Linked DNA regions of Homo sapiens: region 1 is linked to region 2. A link is an interaction called in ENCODE POLR2A ChIA-PET data of the cell type or tissue named here. Cell type or tissue: Panc1. All regions are shown on one strand. Links, peaks and the distances in the headings refer to the core of each region. The heading gives the core; the rest is flanking DNA.

Region 1 (2,810 bases), core at 166-2,665, 54 kb after region 2:
AAGAAATAGTTGGGCGTGGTGGCACGTGCCTGTAGTCCCAACTACCCTGGAGGCTGAGGCAGGAGAATTGCTTGAACCTGGGAGGCAGAGGTTGCAGTGAGCTGAGATCGTGCCACTGCACTCCAGCCTGGGTGAAAGAGCGAGACTGTGTCTCAAAAAAAATAATAAATAAAATAAAAAAGAATATGTATTAGACTACAGCCCCTGACAGTGCTGATGATGTAGGAATAAACTTGAATTTGCTCAAATATATTAAGACTAAATCACTGCAACATGAGAACTATATGTTTTAGTATAAACATGGCTGGTGGTAGTGTAATTGTTTAATAATTTGTCACAATGTTTAGATTAAGAGCTGCTTGAGAGCTGTTTTTGTACCATTTACCTTTTCAACATTTCTTTTCAAAGTATGCCTAAGAATGACAAATTTACTCTGTAACTGAAGCCTTAATATTTTATATCGAACAGTTTTAAAGGACACCTTGGAAAAAAAGGGGGTATTAGGGCATTTAAAAGCAAGGATCCGAGCTGAAGTTTTCAATGCCCTAGATGATGACCGTGAACCCCGACCATCATTGTCTCATGAAAACCTTCTAATTAATGAATTAATTCGAGAGTATTTAGAATTCAACAAATATAAGTATACAGCATCTGTCCTCATAGCAGGTAAGTGGTTATTATTTATCACATAAAATCTGTTTCTCCCCTTTCCCCAATTCTCAGAAACTGTTTATCCTAGAAATCTAATTCCCTTACCAGATAGTGCCATCTGGGTGACTGGGACACAAAAATCACATGGGTTCTTTCTGTAGCTTAAACAGATTCTTACAAGAGAAAATACATAACTAAATAATCACTTAAACTAGGCATATACTTGGAAAAATCATCTATAATTCCTGTAACCGAGAATAAACAATTGTTGACGTTTTGTCCTGTTTGCCACCAGTTTTTTCCTGTGTATTAAGCTTTAAAAATATACGCTGATTAAGTATATTATTTGTTAAAAAATAGGCTGGGTAGGTGGCTCACACCTGTAATCTCAGTGCTTTGGGAGGCCGAGGCAAGATTACTTGAGCCCAGGAGTTCGCGACCAGCCTGGGCAACACAGGGAGACCCCATCTCTGGAAAAGAGTTTTTAAAATTAGCCATGCATGGTGGCACGTGTCTGTTGTCCTAGCTGAGGCTGAGCAGGGGTCGGGGAGGGGGTGATCATGTGAGCCCATGTGCTCTGGGCTTTAGTGAGCCATGATCGCATCACTGCACTCCAGTCTGGGCAACAGAGAGAGACCCTGTCTCTTTTTTCTTTTTCCAGAGACAGAATCTCACTCTGTTGCAAAGGCTGGACTGCAGTGGTGCGATCATGGCTTATTGCAACTTTCACCTCCTGGGCTCAAGCAGTCTTCCTGCGTCAGTCTCCTGAGTAGCTGGGACCACAGGTGCATGCCTCCATGCCCAGCTAAATTTTTTTATTATTTATAGAGATGAGCTCTCACTATGTTGCCCAGCCTGGTATTGAACTCCTGGGCTCAGGTGATCCACCTATCTCACACTCCCCAAATGCTGGGATTACAGGCATGAGCCACTGCACCCAACCCCTGTCTTTTTTTTCTTTCTTTTTTTTTGAGACGGAGTCTCACTCTATTGTGATCTCAGCTCACTGCATCCTCCGCCTCCTGGGTTCAAGCAGTTCTCCTGCCTCAGCCTCCCGAGTACCTGGAACTACAGGTGTGTGCTGCCAGGCCCGGCGAATTTTTGTATTTTTTAGTAGAGACGGGGTTTCACTATATTGGACAGGCTGGTCCAACTCCTGTCTCTTAAAAGAAAAAAAACTGTCCCTGTCTATATATAGATATGTAGATATATGTCTATTTGTGTGTGTGTGTGTGTGTATCTAGATAGATAGATAGATAGATAGATAGATAGATAGATAGATAGATAGATATAATGGAGATAAAACTTTGAAATATTACTACTATGTAGTGCTTAGGTACATTTACAAATGTATGTATCTAAAAGCATGGTATTTATAAAGGACTAGGCTGGTATATTAGGTTGTTTTTGGATTGCTATAAATAAACACCTGAGACTGGGTAATTTATGAAGAGAAGAGGTTTTTTTGTATGTTTGTTTGTTTGTTTGTTTGTTTTGAGACAGAGTCTTGCTCTGTCACCCAGGCTGGAGTGTGGATTGATCTCGGCTCACTGCAACGTCTACCTCCTGGGTTCAAGTGATTCTCCTGCCTCAGCCTCCCAAGTAGCTGGGACTACAGGCCATGCCCAGCTAATTTTTTGTATTTTTAGTAGAGACAGGGTTTCACCGTTAGCCAGGATGGTCTCAGTCTCCTGACCTCGTGATCCGCCCTCCTCGGCCTCCCAAAATGTTGGGATTACAGGCGTGAGCCACCGCACCCGGTTGAAGAAAAGAGGTTTACTTGGCTCACGGTTCTGCAGACTGTACAAGCATGGCACTGGCATCTGCTTAGCTTCTGGGAGGCCTCAGGGAGCTTTTGCTCACTGCAGCAAGCACGTTACATGGTGAAGGCAGGGGCCAAGGGTGGGGAAGGTTAGTGCCACACACTTATAAATGACCTGTTCTCATGAGAACCCACTCACTGTGGTAAGGACAGCACCAGGCCATGAGGGATCCACCCCCATGACCCAAACAACTCCCGCCAGGTCCCACTTCCAACACTGGGGAGTGCGTTGCAACATGAGATTTGGGCGGAGACAAATATCCAGACTCTAGCAGCGGGAAACTCCAAACTCATCCTAGTGATAGGAGGCAGAGAATGATATTGGGGGTTGGGGGTG
Region 2 (2,810 bases), core at 12-2,511:
AATATCAGTAGCACAATGTATGGCTGTTGTAACATGGTACCGAAGTCCAAGATCAAAATGCTGGTAGATTCAAGTGTCTGGAGAGGACCTGCTTTTCTAGATAGCTGTCTTTTCACTGTGCCTTCCTATGATAAGTGGCAGGGGATCTCTCTGGGGTCCTTTTTATTTATTTATTATTATTTCAATTTTAAGTGGAGATGTCGTCTCACTATGTTGCCCAGGCTGGTCTCAAACCACTGGGCTCAAGCGATCTCAACACTTTGGGGGCCTTGGTAGCTGAACCATTACAAGCGTGAGCCACCACATCCAGCCTGGGGTCCCTTTTATAAGGGCACTAATCCCAGTCATGAGAACTCCACTGTCAAGACCTAATCATCTCTCAAAGGCTCACCTCCTAATACCATCACCTTAGGGGTTAGGATTTCAACATATGAATTTTGGGGGATATAAACATTCAGAATATAGCATGGAGACTGTAGTGAGTTAAAACTGAAAACTGCTTAGAATTCAGTTTAAAGAAAAGTTACACTCCTCCCACCCCATAAAGCAAGTGAACTGTATTGATCCCAACCACAAAAATTAGACATTCTAGATGAATGTCTTTGAGAAAATGAATGAGAGAGGGTCCAGATGTAGCAAGAGACAGAGTAGAAGAAGGAGTGAGAAATCAATGCAACTATCAACAGGAGAATTCAATGAGAGGCACTTAAGAATGGTGAGATCCCTGGCTGGTCGTGATGGCTCACACCTGGAATGCCAGCACTTTGAGAGGCTGAGGTGGGTGGATTACTTGAGCTCAGCAGTTGGAGACCAGCCTGAGCAACATGGCAAAACCCCGTCTCTACCAAAAATAGACAAAAAAAATTAGCCAGCTGTGGTGGTGCACACCTTTGGTCCCAGCTACTTTGGAAGCTGGGAGGATCACTTGAGCCTGGGAAGTTGACGCTGCAGTGAGCCACAATGGCATCACTGCACTCCAGTCTGGGTGACAGAGCAAAACCCTGTCTCAAAAAAATGAAAATAAAAATAAAAAAGGGTTGGGTGCGGTGGCTCACGCCTGTAACCCCAGCACTTTGGGAGGCTGAGGCTGGCGGATCACTTGAGATCAGGAGTTCGAGACCAGCCTGGCCAACATGGCGAAACCCAGTCTCTACTAAAAATACAAAAATTAGTTGGGCATAGTGGTGGGTGCCTGTAATCCCAGCTACTCAAGAGGCCGAAGCAGGAGAATCACTTGAACCCAGGAGGCAGAGGTTGCAGTGAGCCGAGATCACGTCACTGCCTGGGCCTGGGACAGCCTGGGCCTGGGTGACAAAGCAAGGCTGCGTCTCAAATAAAAAAGAAGAAAATTTGAGTTGCTCAACACACATGTTCCTATCTGAGGTTGAATGAGGCCACACCCTGACTTCTTGTTTCAGCTGTCCTATTGTAAATGTCCTTTTTTTTTTTTTCTTTTTTTGAGATGGAGTCTCACTCTGTCTTCCAGGTTGGAGTGCAGTGGCTCGATCTCAGCTCACTGCAACCTCTGCCTCCTGGGTTTGAGCAATCCTCCTGTCTCAGCCTCCCGAGTGGCTGGGATTACACGTGCCCACCACCACGCCCAGCTATTTTTTGTATTTTTTGTAGCGACGGGGTTTCACCATATTGGTCAGGCTGGTCTTGAACTCTTGACCTCAGGTGATCCACCCACCTCGGCCTCCCAATGTGCTGAGATTACAGGCGTGAGCCACTGCGCCAGGCCACAAATGTCCTTTTTGCAGCATTTGTGTGCCATAGGTTTCACATTTCTGTGGTATTTATTATTGATTTTGCTGTTTGAAATGGCCCCCAAGCATAGCACTGAAGTGCTATCTGGTGTTCCTAAGAAAATACATGTTTTGGGTCCGGCGCGGTGAATAGTGCCTCTGTCGACATGTGTGTATGTGCATCTATGTGAGTGCATGTTTTCATTTATTTTGTGAATATTCTAGGAGTAGAATTGCTGAGATATATGGTAATTCTGTGTTTAACTTTTTGACGAATCATTAAACAGTTTTTCTCAGCAGCTGAACCATTTTGCATTTCCACCAGCAATGCATGAGTGTTCCAATATCTCCACATTCCTGTCAGCATTTGTTATTTTCTGCATATTTACTTATTTATTTATTTATGTAATTTAGAGATAGGATCTCACCCTATTGCTCTGGCTAGAATGCAGTGGCATGATCATAGCTCACTACAACCTCAAACTCCTGGGTTCAATCCTCCCGACTCAGTTTCCCAAGTAGCTAGAACCACAGGGGTGTGCCACCACTCCCAGCTAATTTTTTAATTTTTTGGAGAGATGGCAGTCTTGCTATGTCGCCCAGGCTGGTCTCAAACTCCCGGACTTAAGTGATCCTCCTGCCTTGGCATCCCAGAGTGCTGGCATGAGTCACTGTTCCCAGCTGCACCCCCCAATACACACACTTTAAAAAAAAATTGTAGCTGTCCTAGTGTGTGTGAATTGAGACCTCACTGTGGTTTTTGTCTGTGTTTCTCTAAAGACTAATGATGTTGAACATCTTTTTATGTGCCTGTTGGTGATTTACGTATCTTCTAGGAATGTCTATTCAAGTCCTTTGTTCATATTTGTTTCCCTTTTTTATTGCTGCCGCACAAATTAACTTTGTTCATGTTTTAATTACATTAAAACATAGACTTTTATCAGATACATGGTGTGCACATATTTTCTCCCATTCTGTACATTGTCTTTTTACTTTCTTAATAATATCCTTCAATGCACAAAAGTTTTTAATTTGATGAAGTCTAATTTGTCTATTTTTCTTTTT

Evidence for each region. ChIA-PET counts read pairs that join two places held together with the same protein. Peaks named below come from ENCODE experiments on the same cell type or tissue, not always from the same donor. Only the 100,000 strongest peaks of a DNase experiment are listed, where the experiment ranks them.
Region 1: POLR2A ChIA-PET joins it to region 2 with 5 read pairs; 15 of 35 experiments call an interaction of 5 or more read pairs at or near these places.

What each region holds. Positions count from the first base shown.
Region 1 is chr16:15,881,864-15,884,673 of GRCh38, reverse strand. CEP20 (centrosomal protein 20) reads left to right here. Exons shown (of 5, transcript NM_144600.4): 2 at 469-666. Among named protein-coding and RNA genes, the nearest start is that of CEP20, 5.3 kb to the left of the region's middle. In Panc1, for the core only: no CTCF peak of the experiment used is centred there; no DNase peak of the experiment used is centred there; H3K27ac peaks cover 493 bases.
Region 2 is chr16:15,935,534-15,938,343 of GRCh38, reverse strand. All of the region lies in intron 1 of LOC107984869 (a long non-coding RNA gene), which reads left to right. Among named protein-coding and RNA genes, the nearest start is that of ABCC1, 13 kb to the left of the region's middle. In Panc1, for the core only: no CTCF peak of the experiment used is centred there; no DNase peak of the experiment used is centred there.